Regions from separate parts of the Homo sapiens genome. Here region 2 is linked to region 1. A link is a loop called in an ENCODE intact Hi-C map of the cell type or tissue named here. Cell type or tissue: gastrocnemius medialis. All regions are shown on one strand. Each heading gives the region's core, and the rest is flanking DNA. Links, peaks and the distances in the headings are about the cores only.

Region 1 (8,340 bases), core at 202-8,201:
TGATCTGCACACCTCGGCCTCCCAAAGTGCTGGGATTAGAGGCGTGAGCCACCATGACCTGCCAAAATGCCATTATTTTTTATTCTAAAAGATAATTGCCAAATTTGACTCCAAATATATTGTATCAATTTTCAGACCCACCAACAACATATGAGAGGATCTTTTCTTATGACCTAGTTAAAATTTGATTTCATTGATCCTTTTAAATCTTTTACCAGTCTGATAGTAAAAAGAATTTGGATTGTTAATGTTAATTTGCCTTTTGAATATGATGTTTCCTTTTAAGGAAAATAATAGAAAGTATTGACACGTCTCCAGGGAGACCACAATATGCTGGAAAGATTAAGGTCTCTGGGGTCGAAGGGCCTGGGATGATTTTTCAGATCTACTACTGACAACATGGCCTCTGGCAAGTTGCTCACCTCTCCCAGCCTCACTCTCCTGTCTGTAGAATGGAGACAGGCGGCACTCTGCCTTCATACAGATTGTGCAGTAGTTGTCATGAAAATGCTTCTTAAATGGTGCAAGTAGCTCTTACCTGACTTTTAGAAGATGATATACTGAGGCCGGGTGTGGTGGCTGACACCTGAAATTCCAGAACTTTGGGAGGCCAAGGCAGATAGATCACTTCAAGTCAGGAGTTCGAGACTAGCCTGGCCAACATGGCAAAACCTCATCCCTATTAAAAATACAAGAATTATCCTGGTGTGGTGGTGTGCACCTGTAATCCCAGCTACTCTGGAGGCTGAGGCAGGAGAATCGCTTGAACCGGGGAGGCAGACGTTGTAGTGAGCTGAGATTGCACCACCACACTCCATCCAGCCTGGGCAACGGCGGGGTGGGGGGTGGGGTCTGATGGGGGATGGGGGAGACTCTGTCTCAAAAAAAATTATACAAATAAAAATAAGAAGATGTTAAATTGGTGCTCATTGAGGGCTTACATATTCTCAAGCACCAAGCAACGTCCTTACGTAGCTACAATGGCCTATGTCTTATGTTGGAATATGTTTAATCAGAATTTCTTAGCAATCTGAAAGATTAGGCCTTTGAGTTTTTTTTAGTTTGCTTGATTTTGTCTTTGTTTATTTACATGTCTCATTTTTTATTTAATAGAAGCAAATGCAGAACAAGGCCTGGATTAGCTGATCAACAGTGGGATGGTGTGTTTCCTAAAGCCCAGGATCTCCACCTCACCCAGGGAAATGTTGCAGTCTTTTCTGAGTTTATTTCTACTATAAGAATTGCACTATCATATTTGCTAGAGGTCAAAGCATTTCCTACTTTGGGAAGATGGAAAATTTGATAAACCTAATACACAATGAAACTAATTATCAGACACAGAAGCCCAGAGGGGTGCAGAGAACATTTTTCACGCTTTGGCCCTAGAGCCCCATTTCCCCTTTCTAGAAGCATCTCACTCTCAGTCCACGAGGTCTGAGTGGGACCTGTCCCCAGCCCTGGGGTGGAATGCATGGCTCAGGCCTACATCAGTTAGTGCACTGCAGTCACCAGCCCCCGTGATTGGCTCACAAGAGGGCATGTGATAGAAGAAGCCTCATCAGAGCGAACCTTAGGGTTTTTGCAGAGAAGGCTGGGACAGAGAACTTTCCTACTTCCCCCACTGCACATTATCCTAAAGGACTTCACCCTGGAAACTTATGGAGGTCTTCTTGAGAGAAAAGAGAATGTTAGAATGGAGGTAACATAAAGGAAGAAGAGCTAAAAGATGGAGAGAGCAAAACCAGATCCCAAGAACACAGCCAAAGCCAGATGTCCTCCTGGCATCTCAGTTGTACAAGCTAATCTGTTGTCTCCCACATTCCCAACCATGTGAACTTTTTTTTTTTTTTTGGCTGAGTCTGATCTATCACTTGCGACAACTGGCACTAGTGGGGCCCCATGCACACGCACACAACCACACTCAATATTTCTTTCCACATGCGGAAAGCAGGATGGTGTCACAGCAGAAGCCCAGGCCTGGAAGGCAAGAGATCTAGGTCTGTCTGTGGCTTTGTCTCTTTGACATTCAACTTCTTCAGCTATAAGGTGGCTGGGGAAGGGGGAGGTTGGACAAATAAGCTCAAGATGCCTTCCTGCTCTGACACTCTCTGAATCTGTCAACCTGAACGTCTTGGTGCTCCTGGGGCCATTGAGATTGCTGGATCCTGATTCTTTGAAGCATTTCATTCATTATGGTAAAGAAGGGTTTAAGTGGCCACCAACAGAGAGACGTGAAGTACATGAAACAATTAGGTTCTCTGTATCTCCAGCAGAATTGGCCCCAGAAGAGGGTCAGGCTTTGCAAAGACACAGAACATTTTTCCCGCTGGGCTCCTTGGGAAAAGGTCTCAGCATTATGGAGGGTGTCTCTGGCTATTCACAGCTTGCCAGTGGGAACAGCCAAGAAGGAGAAGAGGTCACATGGCCAGGCCTGCTGCCGGCACAGAGTGTTCTGTGCAGCTGATGGCTGGGCAGGGATGAGGTTTGCCCGATCCCCTGCTGAGGCTTCCTATGAAAGGTAGGCCTGAGAGTTGCCAAAACATATTCTGCAACAGGGTCTATGAAGGTCACCATAAAGCAGGATTCAGACTCCATATTAGTTGGTTATCTCTTCTATACAGAATGTTATGCCAAGCATTTCTATATATATTCCTTTTGTTTGTTTGTTTTTGTTTTTGTTTTGAGAGGGAGTCTTGCTCTGTCGCCCAGGCTGGAGTGCAGTGGCGTGATCTCAGCTGACTGCAAGCTCCACCTCCCGGGTTCATGCCATTCTCCCACCTTAGCCTCCGGAGTAGCTGGGACTACAGGCACCCGCCACCATGCCCTGCTAATTTTGTTTTTGTATTTTTAGTAGAGACGGGGTTTCACCATGTTAGCCAGGATGGACTCGATCTCCTGACCTCGTAATCCACCGGCCTCGGCCTCCCAAAGTGCTGGGATTACAGGCATGAGCCACCATACCGGGCCTGCATTGTGTATTTAAACCTCACAACAACCTGGTTGTCCCCTAATATCACTTCCAGCTTATAGGTGTAGAAACCATAGCTCAATGAGCTGAAGTTGCAGTAATTTACCCATGGTCACACAGTAACAGAACCACAGTTAATTTCCCTAAAAGAAGACAAGATAAGGGCTTGCATGGTGATCTTGCCATGCCATGAACAGGAGCTGCAAACACAGGGATCAAAACATGTGCTCCAGTCGCTTCTCACAGCTGCTTTGGTAAACACTCTGAGACAGTGTGTGTCACTTTCTTGACTGGACTGTGAGTTCTTGGACATCAGGGCCCTGCATGATCCAATTATATGTGTCTCCCACAGTTCCTTGCACAAAACAGGAATGTGAAAAGCAGTTTCTCTCTGGCCAACCACTGACCCCAGAGAAGGATTGGCCCCAACCAAAGGTCAGCAACTGGATGTACTTCGGGGCCAAGCAGGCAGTGGAAACACAAGAAATACCCAGCAAAGTATGAGACAGAAGTGCGTGGTGGAAGACTAAAGGAACAAAATGTACGGGACTGGCCTAAGTCATTCAGGTCAAAAAGTTTCAGAAGGAGTGTACAGCCAAAGAAACGAAAACAAAAACAAAACCAGGAAGACCGAATGGGGCCCCAGAGCATCAGCTTACAGCCCTCACTATGACTCCACCCCGACCATTTAGTTTGATGTGGAATTGACAGGTATCCCTCCCACACTGTAACTCCAGTCTTCCAAGATGGAGACCATGGCTGAGACACTTTATGTCTGGTTCTCATTTAACGCAGCATGTGGCACAGAGTAGATATTTAGTAAATGTTTGCCAAATAAGCTCTTAAAATTAAATTTTTCCAAACTGGTATAAGCCTCGCGACGACAAAGATGTGTGAGGAAAGCTACTGACTTAGTTTCCACTGACTTAGTTTTTCTAGTTTCACTGGAAACCAGAATGTTGATTGTGTTGTTTGGATGGAGAACCACCCATAGCAAGTGTCTGTATGTATCATAATACCTAGAGGATCTTTTGGATAACTGGTTGGCCTCCATACTCTAAAATAAGAAATATATACAGCTCTTAATTCTGTAAGATATCTAATCAATCACTGATTCACTCAACAGGGATGACACTGAGATGATAATGGTGAGAAAAAAACAGATGTAACTGCCTTTCCTTGTGGAACTTATGGTCTAGTAATCAGCTAATCACATAAATAAATGCAAAATCATAGTACAACAAGTGCTCAGAAGCATATAGCACTTTAAGAGGCCTGGTTTGGGAGGATCAAGGAAGTAATGCATGTGTTGGCTAAAGAGGAGAAAAACCAGCAGATTCAAGTCCCCTGTGGAAAAAGTAGACTTTTCCCTGTGGAAAAGCAAAGAAGAGGATGTGTAAGGCCGACGTGGCCAAGCCCTGGAGGAAGTGAGCATATGGTTTAAGAGGCTGATAGAGGTCAGACCATTCCCAGTTTGTAGGCTTTGGAAAGAATCCTTGTCTTTGTCCTAAGAGCAATGCGGTGTATCTACTCTGCTAGAGAAAAAGAATAGTCGAATAATGCTATAGTTCTCCCTTCCTCTAACCTGCACTCTTTACACAGGCTTTTATGTTGCTGCCCACCTTCTCTCTATGTGGGATGTGGCAAGGGAAACATGTTTTAAACTCTTGAAGATGTAAAAGTTATTTCCTTCTTAGAGTCTGAGCTGCAAATGGCATTTCTCTCTTAGTGTACCACGACATTGCCACAGAAACACCATTAGATACCCCTCTGGGAGCAGAAGCTCAGAGCCCTACCATTAGTTACTTTATGTCCAGTATCACATCAGCCAGCAGTTTCTCATCTTTTGGATTAAGCAGACCACATTTTAACCTAAAAAATATAGGTGTCCCAATTAATACTACTTATCCTTTAGAAATTCTGATACAAAACCTTTCACATAGCACTAAAATAAGAGGAATACTTAGGTATAAACCTAACAAAATATGTACATGATCTATATGTGGAAAACTGTAAAACCCTGATGAAAGAAATCAAAGAGCTAAATAAATGTACATGGCTAGAAAAACTCAATATTGTCAACATGTCAGTTCTTCTCAAATTAATCTATAAATTCAACCCAATCCCAGTTAAAATCGTAGCAAGTTACTTTGTGGATATCAACAAACCGATTTTAAAGTTTATGTGGAAAGGCCAAAGGCTTCAGAGCAGCCAATACAAGCTTAAAGAAGAACAAATTTGGAGGATTGACACTATCTTAACTGAAAGACTTACTATAAGGTTACAGTAATCAAGACAGTAGGACTGGCAAAAGAATAGGAAAAAAAATCAACAGAACAGAATATAGAGCCCAGAAATAGACCCACACATGAAAAATCAACTGATCTTTGACAAAAGAGCAAAGGCAATTCAATGCAGAAACAATAGTCATATCAACAAATGGTGCCAGAACAACTGGACATCTACATGCAAGAAAGTGAATCTAGACATAGAACTTACACCTTTCACAAAATATCAATTCAAAATGGGTCATAGACCTAAGTGCAAAACACAAAACTATAAAACTCTTAGAAGATAACATAAGAGAAAATCTTGATGACGTTGAGGTTGATGATGATTTCCTAGAAACAATGCCAAAAACACAGCCTATAAAAGAAAGAATTGTTAAGTTACACTTTATTAAAACTAAAAACTTCTACTCTGTGAAAGGCACTATTAAAAGAATAAAGAAACAAATCACAGACTGGGAGAAAATATTTGCAAAACACATATCTGGTAAAGGACGGTTATTCAAAATATACAAAGAACAGTTAGAACTCCAGAATAAGGAAACAAACAATGCAATTTAAAAATGGGCAAAATATCTGAACATTCACCTCACCAAAGAAGATATACTGATGGAAAATATGTATTTATAAGATGTTGCACATCATACATCATTGGGGAATTACAAATTAAAATAACAAAGACATATTAGCACCTACCTATTAGAATAAAGATAACTCAAGAAACTGACAACCAAACGCTGATGAGGATGTGGAGCAATAGTAACTCTTATTCTCTGTTAGTGGGAATGCAAAATGAAATAGACACTTTGAAAGACAGCTTGGCAGTTTCTTACAAAATTAAATATACTCTTACCATACAATCCACCAATCACATTCCTTGGTATTTAATCAAATGAGTTGAAAACTTATGTCCATACGAAAACCTGCATATGGATGTTTACAGCAGTCTTATTCATAATTACTAAAACTTGGAAGCAACCAAGATGTCCTTCTATAGGAGAATGGATAAACAAATTGTGGTATATCTATACAGTGGAATATTATTTAGCAATAAAAAATGAGCTAGCAATCCATGAAAAAATATGGAGGAAACGTACATGCATACCACTAATTTTTTTAAAGCCAATCTGAAAATGCTACATTCTGCATGATACTGTCTATATTACATTCTGGAAAAGGCAAAACTATGAAAGCACTAAAAATATCAGGTGTTCAGGGGAGAGAGGAAGGGATAAATTGGTGGAGTACAGGGGACTTTTAAGGCAGTGAAACTATTCTGTGTCTATAATAGTGGATGCTATAATGGTGGGTACATGTCATTACACATTTATCAAAACCTGTAGAATATTCAACACAAAGAGTAAACCATAATGTAAACTATAGACTTGAATTAATAACACTGCAACAATATTGACTCATCAACTGTAACAAATATACCACATTAATCCAAAAAGTTAATAATAGGGGAGGCTGGGGAGAGAGGTAGGACAAGGAAGTGTATGAGAAATCTATACTTTCTGCTCAATTTTTCTGTAAAACTAAAATTGCTCAAAAAATAAAGTATGTTAATTAAAAATTCTAATGATTGATAAAATATATGGTGACAAAAACTGTGGTTTTAGTGACATAGTTTTAAAAATTGTATTTGATTTATCACAACAGTATCCGCAATACACTTGAGAAAACAAGTATATATGAGTAAAATATGTCTATTTTTTGCAGTCTCTAGACAACCTTGAGCGCATATATGGAGCTCTTACAAACTCCACAGACCTGAAAGAATACAGTTTAGGAATCATTGCTGAAGGCTTCATAGACTTCTCTTGATTTAATGAATGAAACATCTCCTTAGAAGATCGGGAGTATACTAGCAGCAGGTCAGTGTTGCTGGTGTCAAATCTCTCTTTCTTGACGCCAGGGGACTCTAATACCTTTCTCACTGCAGAGAAGGGAGGACAAAATGAGAGGTTTTATGTAAAAGCATCTTACAGAGTGCCTAGTACACTGTAGCTGCTCAGTAAATATTAACCAAATCTGAATCCGGTGTTGTAAAGGAGATCAATTATCAGGTGCCGGATTGGACTGACTGACATCCAATGTCTCCCCCTGGGATCTGTGACTCATGCCCCACCCCCTTTTAATGCTTTGGAAACTCATTTTTGTTATGAGCTCAAAGCTTTGTCAACATAAGACTGAGTATGGGAAATAGCTGCAAATAGCAGGAGAAATTTTAGGTGACACCCTATCTCACCCACTTTCCTGTTCTCCCTCATATCTCATTTTCTCATGTGCACCTAAAATCTGAGACTCAAAGGAAAAACTTCAGTGGAATTCAATACATCTCAGTGTTTAAGAAGAAAGTAAAATTTGTCCTCCATAGTGATATAGTAGCAGAAAAATTATAGAAAGACACTCCAAAATTACAGTGTTCTGGAGGAATAAAATAGATGCCTCTTATAGATAACAAAGCTCTCATTGCATTTATTCACTGGCAGTATTTATTCATTTAGCTCCAACTGTGTGTGAGGCACTGACAATGCTGGGTATGGGGCTGGCTGGCACTATTTGATAAAAATGTCCTTTCCATCCTGATCCTTGTAACCTTGAGTACATAGGGATCCAACCATTCCCATCTGCTCTACTGTGGTCCGGGAGCCTCTGCCTCCCCCATTTGTTGGGCAAATCACCAATCCTACCTTTGTAATGGTGAAAGGCCGAGAAACAAAGCTCCATGAGAAAATATTTTAAAACTGGGGAGTTTTAATCAGTCATAAGAAAACCCAGCAAAGACATAATCCTTTATTTTGCAAATCTGAAGGACTATTATAGGGAAGGGGGTTTTCATAACTTTTTGGTGTAGAATCAAGAACAAGAATTACAAATCAGTTCTGGAAGCTGCTGGGAAACTGATGTCATCTCAGCCAAAGGGAGGATTTTTTAACAGTGAGATGTTTCCAGATATGAAACAGACTCTGTCAGTAGCTGGTGAGTTCCCCATTATTGCAGATGTTCAGAGGTCAGATGGTCAACAGACAAGAGTTTGTAGATGAGAATATTTCAGCAAACTTGGAAACAGGGACACTG
Region 2 (8,340 bases), core at 311-8,310, 140 kb after region 1:
CCAGATGTGATGGGTTATGTGTTACAGGCATCTTTCCAGCTGCTGTGGAGGGAACCTGATAGTAAAAGGGAGTCAAGGGTAGAAGCAAGAAGGTTAGGCTAGACTTTTACCGTAATTCAGGTGTGATGTGGTGGTAACTTTGACTAGGGCATAGAAGTTGGGCAGGAGAGGTAAGTTTGGGGCATGTTTGGGAGTGATCGTCTATAGGATCTCAAGTGTGATTTCCTTCAGAGAAATGCTGAGCTAAATGGGCAGGAATCTGGGATACTCAGAGGGAAATGAAAATAGGTGCCCTAGGGGGTTGCCCAGATAAGCAGCTGGCGTTCCAAGACCAAAGAGTATCTGTTTCTCACCCCTCTCCCATTTAGTTTCTAACCTTGAGCTTTGGGCCAGTGCACAGAGGATGGTGGCTTCCTGCCTTTGGCTTCCCAGCTGAGAGCTGTTGGAACGCCCCAAAATAAGCCCTGCAGAACGTGCAGCTTCCTTTGCTCTCCCTGGGTATTTTTGTAAAACATTCTTTCCCACCAAGAATGAGGAACGTTCAGAGTGATGCTGACTTTATGGGCTGTATTTAACATGTTGTTTTTTCATGGTGTTGTCTGTTCATGCAGAGATTTCTGTCTCCTGTAAACTCCCTGGTAAGGAATCTTCAATCTCCATGTGAGATGGGTCTGGAAGGCTCAGTGGGAGCCCAGAAGAGCTGGGGTTTGAAAGCCTCTCCTTGTCTTGAGGACTGGACTGCGGTCCAAGGGCACCTACCAGCCCTCTTTTTTCATTTACATTTGAATTCACAGTTGCTGCCCTTTGGCAGTTCCCTGTAATTCCTTTTAACAGGCTGGGCTTTCCTGCAGATACTTCATTTTTCAGGTCTTGGAGAAGTTAGGTAGTGGCTGAATCAGGTAGAGAATCCAAAATTCTGACCAAGCCCCATCCTCTAGCCACCAGGCCAAAGCAACTTAGCTTGTGACCTCATCCTCCTGTGTATCCCCTGGCAATCTTATACTATAATCAGCCTAAGCCCAGAGATGCTCAGAAATCATACACTAAGTCATCTAAAACTCATTTCTGAGGCTTTCTCATGCGCCCCTCTTGCAGTCTGTAGTTACCAGGTTTTCAAATAATTAGCATAATCTCTTAAAAACAGTGTTTTGTTATTGCTCATTCAAGTTTCTTCTAAAATTTCTTTTATATTACCTATTCATTGAGTTGACAAACATTTATTGAGTTCTTACTGTATGCCAGGCATTGTGCTAGGTGCTGGGGATTGATTCAAAGATAATTTGGAGGCGTATGGAAGGGGAGTGGATAATTACAGCACAGTGAGATAAGTGCTATAATAGGGGGATATATAAAGAGCCAGAAATAGCACTATGAATAACATCTTTGAACAAATTGCCTTCTTTTTTCCTTTTGGATTATTCCCTTATGTATATTGCCCAAAGTGGGATTACTGGGTCATTTAAAAGATGAAAACAATTTGGCACAAAAAGATGTAATGACTTGCCTGGGGAATACAGCTCAATTTTCAACAGAGAAAGAAAAAATTGTTGACAAATCCAGATTTAGATCACTTTACCAGGAAGATGGGGCAGTTTTTATACTACCCTTTCAACATGGTGGCTTTTAGGGGCGGGGTGGGGGGGATTTATTCTAAACATGTTAGCCTGCGTGTAGGAATCACACGTCCTCATATTTAATCTCACAACTTGATTGTTCTCACAAGAACCTAGCTGTATACATATTATCGTTTCCATTTTACAAATGAAGAAACTGCACCCTTGATAAAAGGAAGTAAGTTGCTCAAAATTCCATAGTTAATAAGTGTAGAATCCAAGGGTCAAGCACAGTTCCTTTTATTCTTTGACTCTATCCTGTTCCCCATGCTGTGTTTACCAATTGAGGGTACCTGTGCTCTAGCCGGGGCCCGGAATTTAATATTTAATGAGTCACGGAGGCTCTTAAGATGATGGTCAGGCTCTATGAAATAGGTGTAGATTTTCTTACCTCTGAAGTCATAGCCAGGGAACAATGTCTTTCTGTATATTGACCTGAAAGGACCCAAGGGCGCATTATTCCTGACCCTGGCTCAGGTGCTGAAAGGCTATTTGCATAGCCCTACTGTTAGAGCACAGAATCCCAAGTAAAGCTGAAACCATGCCACAGTTTTGCTGTGAAACATTTATTACTTTTCTAGTACTTAACAGTATTAAGTAAAAACTCCTGCCCCTGGTATCCAGGACCTGTCATAAATGGACACCAACATCGGTCCACTGTGGGTCCATGTGGGTCCTTGATGCTCCTGCTTACATATCTTTAAATCAAACACATTTCCTACCAACCCCCAGATATATCTTGCACTTTCTCACCTTCATGCCTTAGCACATGCCTTTCCTTTAGCCTGAGATAACCTCTCCAATCTTCATTCATAGAACTCCCAATCCTCCTGTAAACTTCTGCACAGACGCCATCTTGGGAAGGGAATAATCCTTGATCACCACCTGCTCTCCCATCCATTAGAAGTGATCTCTGTGTTCTCTGTTCTGCTAACTCAACCACAGTTAGCTGTGAGGCAATAGAGTACAAATGTATGCTGCATATGAGCATGGGATATGGATTTGAATCCCGGCTGTGATACTTCCTCACTGTCAGTTAACTTGCTTGAGCCTGAGTTTTCCCATCTGCCAGATGGGTGTGATACAATAGGTGCTCCCCCTGAAACCCACCATGTTGACAGGAGTAGTATAAAAATGGTCTGATTCTCCCGGTGAGGTCACGTAAATCTGGAATCGTCAACAATTTTCCTTTCCTTTGTTGTCATGACTTTTTTTTATGACATCACCTCATGTCATGTCACCGTGTGGTATGAAAATTTGCATTGTTACCTGTGCTTCTTCTGTGGCACTTGTCCTCCCTTACTTGATGTCTTATCTCTCCTTCTAGACTGGGAGCTCTTCAAGGGCAGGGAGGGCATTGCATCTTTGAAGGCCTTGACATATGGATACTGCTACAAAGTTTCCTTTAAGGGAAAGGAGGATTCCATACAACCTAAGTGGTGACATCAGCACAGGCTCATTACTAATCTCATGTCACGAGGTTTCAGGCCTGGCTGAGAACTCTGTGAGCTCTGTGATGTTGAGCTTCAGGCACATAGAGTACAAGCTGGGTAGGCCTCTGGCTCCTGCTTAAGAGACAGCAGAAAGGCTGGATGGAGCCTGTCTCCAGACCAGCTTCTTCTGATTCAAGGAGTTGGGTGGGACTGGCAGTTCACTGAAGGCAGAGTGGTAGTCCTGCTTGGAACGTGAAACTTTGTTTCTTTCCTGGGCCTTCCAGTGGGTCTGTTATGTTGGTGAGAGTTTCAGACCTAGAGGAAAGGGTCACTGAAGGTATGGGTTAAGAGCAACTCTGAAAGCCACCTGCCCCCCGACTTCTCTGTGAGTGGGGCCACAGGGAGAAGATCCCTTCATAGGTAGCTCCCCTACCCTTGCTATGCTTGGAAACTGACCATGGAAAGGGATTCATTTCTTAAAGGGATAGGGCTACCATTTAACTTTCTATTGTGTCACTTCCCGAAACGCAACACCTATGGCTTAAGATCCAAGTGCTTTAGAACATGAGATACAAGGTCTTCCAGGCTCTGGCTGCCACATCCCTTTCCAGGCGTGTGTCCCACCACATTCCTCTGCATCCTCTGTCACTGGCCTCACCAGATTAGTCACTTTCTCTGAGAACACCCTGAACTCATCCTTCTCAAGGCCTTTGCACATTGTGTTCCCTGAGCCTATTTTTCTCCTCCTCATCCGTGGAAATCCTCTTGGGTGTTCAGGCATCGTTTAGAAGTCACATCATCTGCAGAGAACTTTTAGACCCTCAAAAGGACGTTGCATGTACTCGTGCTTTTCTACACTTTTCATTCTGTCTTTTGTGTTCCAGTGTGTCCCCCATTGAGGCTCTTCGACACCCCTAGGCATGTCCAACTCAGCACCTACACCTGCTAGGTCCACACACTGTGTTATCCAAGACAGAAGGTGTTAGCAAACCTCTCTTTGGTGCGCCCCTGAATGCAGAACATGTGACATTCTGTTAACTAACAGTTGTGCCAGAGTGGTTTCCATAGCCCATACTGGGGTTCCCATGATTTGTTTGATCATGAGCCCGGCCATTCGAATTGTTTTTGAATTGGTCTGATATCAGCTAGTTAATTGTTAACCCTTTTCAGGTTTGTTTCCCACATACCAGTAGATGTCTGCTTAGTGCCAGGGTTCTGAGCTTTTTATTTCACTTAAGAATATAATAGCAAGGTAGAATTCAGGAAAGATTTACTTGCTGTTAATGTGAACTTTTAAAAAAATAGTTTGAAATGTAGGCTTTGTTTTTATCCCAAAGCTCCATGAAATATGAAAATAGCAGGAGTTTTAAAGGTATATTTCCACCTCTAGAGGAAGAACTGTCCATATTATAGTTGTAATTATAAATTAATAAAGCCTGTGTCATGAAACTTGATTTTGAACGCCTGTGTTCAAATCCTGGCTTTACCACTTACTAGCCTAGAGATATTGGATGAGTGTCTAACTTCTCCGTTCCTCAGTTTCTTCAGTGTTCAATTGGGAAATTTTTCTTATGGTTGATGGAAAGTTTAAATAAGGTCTTGGATATGAAACTGGGATTTTATTAGTGTGTGTGTTTCAAAATGTGGATTTGGAGGCCATTTAAAAATAGCATTTCCAAAAAGTTTGCTTTTAAAGCAAAGTACTTAGATATATAAATTTTTATGAATTTTTTTTCAAATGATAAAATAAATGAGTTTACAGTCAGGAGACATACAGTATCTAACAAACTTAGGGAATATGCTTGGCTTACAAGACGTGGTTTTAGTCCACATAAATTAGAATCACAGAACTATAGGCTTTGAGAAATTATAAAAGCCTTGGAAGGGGTGAACGTGAATTAGTGCATATTGTGTGCAGGCTTTGTGCCATACGTGCTAGATATGGGATCCCAGGAAATGGTTGCATACACCTTGTTGGGTAGATGATATTAACCCTGTTTTGCAGACAGAGAAACCTGAGCTTTGAGAAAATCCTTTACACAAGTCCAATATCAAAGTCTGGAACTTCAAACTGCACTCCTGATGGCTTCTAGAAATCCTTTCCATTTACAGATATGACAAGACTTGCTTTCACATTGTTGATTTTTTTTTTATCCTCTCTTTCTCTGTCTCTGGGGGCAGCACTAATTCAGGGCCAGATAGAACTGTGAAAATCTGCAGTGTTGATGTCACATAACTTGTTTAATGAATCTAGATTAGTGTCTTGACTTTTCCTGCCAAGAATCTGCTCATAAAGTGTCTTGTTTTGAGCTCCTTTAACTGTACTCATTCATCAGCCTTTACTTATTTTCTTCTCTTTTGGAGAGATACTTGCCATTGCCCATAATGTTTGAGGTCAGGAGTATATTTGAAGAGGGCTTTATATTTTCTTAAAAAAAATACAGGTGGAAAATCAAGTTTATCAGCTATTTCATACCATCTTCTTCTGCCATTTATGGGCAACATGTGGAAGAGGTGGCAGGGAGCTGGGAGTTTGGAATAATGTGTCTCATCTTGAATTTGTCGCTGACCAGGGAAAATACTCAAGGCCAACTCCATCATTCCCTTTTGGGAATTCGGTGCTTCAGCTGTAAAGAGTGAGGGCACTACTAGGTGATTCCTAAGATTTAAAATTCTGCATGTTTTGTGGTGTCAAAACCATCAATTTCTGGTGAGCTGCGTGATCCTGCAGCTGTTTCTCTGATACTTTTCAATCTTTAGATTTAATCTATTCAACAATGTATAATTTTTTAAAGGGAAGCTTTTATAGATACTTCTGAACTATAACCGGGTGGGGGGGATAAATGGATGTTAAAAAATAGAAAACAACCAATTAAATAGTATATAGCATGTAATTCTCCTTGGAAACTTACCACGAAATTGAGAAGCACTTTAACAACTGGTAATTTAAATTGCGTTTGAACTCTGCTAATGGTTTGTTTGCATGGGAACTTCAATCATTTCACAGTGGTTCTTTAGCAAAGCTGCTTGTTCTCTTTATGGAAAATAAGAAAAAATTATTAAAAGAGAAGTTGGCTATGGAAAATGGAGACCACTTTCATTTGTGCCTGGAGGGAAGCTGGAGAGTGTGAGTGAGACTCCCTCAGGGCCAAGGGTGGAGAGCTCTTCCTTTCAGTGAAGTTTAAAAATCTGGGAAGTCAGATGCCCTTTGCTGCTGTTGTAGAAACTGTTGTGATTTGTATCTCTCTCTGCAAGGAGAAGCTTTGGTTTTATGCAGCTTGCGGGTGAGGGTAGGGACAACCTTTTTCGTTTGTTTTATGAAATTGCATTGTTCACAGGTCTAATGTTGGCTTCCTAACAACCCATTTCTCAGTAAGTTTGAAATTATGCCTCTCTCTCCTTTCAGTGGAAATGGCTTTCAGAATTCCAATGTCCTTGAAGACCACTAGGTCTCAGGAAACTCCTTGCTTTTCTGGGCTGATAGTGATTATACTCCATTTTGCCTACTTAATTTCTGTCTGCTGTTGAGGTTACTGGGAGAGCGTTGAAATAGGTGTTCGAGGCCTGGATTTGTAAGTCCTGGTTTGGCTCTAGGTGTGACTCATGTGACCAAGCACAAGTCCCTCTGCCCAGTGTGTTTTGTTGTCCTTTGTCAAAGCAAGCAGTCACTTGATCCAGTGGATCAAGTGGCTCCTGAAGAGGTCACCTCCTTACCCAGGCCACCGGGTTCTCTTGTCAGTTGGAAAAGTTGAGGTGGGTCATTTAAAAAATCCCTCCCAACTTTGAACTTGGAATTGTTTTGTACACAAAACAATTGTATGATTGGCTAGGTAATGTTTACAGTGACAACAATGAAATGGGCATGGTAGTTTCTCGTATGTGGATTTCTCCTGCATACATGAAAGACAAGTTTTATAACAGCCCTTGCCTTGGGATACTTGTCTGTTGGCATACATACTGTGTAATCATTAGCAAAACAATAATAGTTGCTAATGAAATAAAACCTGTAATAAGGGCTGTATTAGGCTATTCTAGCATTGCCATAAAGAAATAGCTGAGGCTCGGTAATCTATAAGAAAGAAGGTGTAATTGGGTCATGGTTCTGCAGTCTGTATAAGCATGGCACTGGCATCTGCTTGGCTTCTGGGAAGACCTCAGGGAGCTTTTACTCATGGCTGAAGGCAAAGGAGGAGCAGGTGTCTCAGATGGCAAAAGCAGGAGCAAGAGAGGGAGTAGGCAGAGGAGTTGCCACACACTTTTAAATGACCAGATATCATGAGAACACACTCGTGATCGTGAGGACAGCACCAAGAGGATGGTGCTAAACCATTCATGAGAAATCCGCCCCCATCATCCAATCACCTCTGCAGGCCCCACCTCCAACAGCAGGTATTACAACTCAACATGAAATTCAGAGGGGACACATATCCAAATGATATCAAGGACGGCTTACTGGGAAATGTCAAGATTGTTTATCCCTCTGCTGCTCACTGATTCTCACTTTTCAGGCAAGGAAACTAAAGTTCAAAGAACATTAGGTCCTATAGTTAGAAATTTGTCTCCAAACTCATATTCCTTTTCTTTTTTTATTTGGTATAGTTTAGGTTTATCTGTTAATTTTTTTCTTCCCTACAATTTGAGTATCTAACTGACTTGCCTCTTTCACCTCCATTATTAAGATGAAGCTGTTTTCCCAGGAGAACTAGGAGAGCTGAGATATGAACACTGAGGCATCAGCATTCTCTTTCCCCATCATTCTGAGTCAAATTAGTGAAATAAGAGTGCCAGGATCTGACTAGGAGTTTAGGAGGTATAGAAGTAAACCACGGCCCAGTCAGAGACTTTATAAGCCTGGGAATTTCTGAAGCTGGTTAAGACCCTAGAGATACATAAGCAACACCCTTCTGTTTTTCATAGGTGGGAACTTTGAGGCTCAGAGACAGAGCAGAAGACAGAACCTGGTCTTCTGATTCCCTGTGTTCTGCTTTTTTCATTGTTCCACTGGACGCTCATCAGAGGGAAGATCTTTTTCCTCAATTGGTGAGTCCCGCACACAAAAAGAACACATTTGCCTTTTAAAATCAATGTATATGTTTTAATGAGTTTTAAACATCAGTGTTTTCCACTTAAAGTATGGGCATCAGTAACTAGGATGCATTAAGAATAAGAGAAGAACTGAAATGCCCTTCCTTCTTTCTTGAGTTGCTTTTATGGCAATAGACAATATATAACCATGCTAATAAAATGTGTGGCAAAGCAAAGGCAGAGCTCAGCTCTTGGAAGGTGGTAGCATT

Evidence for each region. A loop is a pair of places that touch in the nucleus more often than their neighbours do. Peaks named below come from ENCODE experiments on the same cell type or tissue, not always from the same donor. Only the 100,000 strongest peaks of a DNase experiment are listed, where the experiment ranks them.
Region 2: a loop joins it to region 1, with 2.7 times the contacts of the local background. A loop is called at or near these places in 2 of 110 quality-filtered maps.

Annotation. Positions count from the first base shown.
Region 1 is chr3:188,073,994-188,082,333 of GRCh38, forward strand. No RefSeq gene overlaps it. Among named protein-coding and RNA genes, the nearest start is that of LPP-AS2, 76 kb to the right of the region's middle. In gastrocnemius medialis, for the core only: no CTCF peak of the experiment used is centred there; DNase peaks (open chromatin) are centred at 2,438 and 3,358; H3K27ac peaks cover 6,422 bases.
Region 2 is chr3:188,217,442-188,225,781 of GRCh38, forward strand. LPP (LIM domain containing preferred translocation partner in lipoma) reads left to right here. Exons shown (of 12, transcript NM_001375462.1): 2 at 7,964-8,086. Among named protein-coding and RNA genes, the nearest start is that of FLJ42393, 43 kb to the left of the region's middle. In gastrocnemius medialis, for the core only: no CTCF peak of the experiment used is centred there; DNase peaks (open chromatin) are centred at 3,130, 3,680, 6,690 and 7,320; H3K27ac peaks cover 7,837 bases.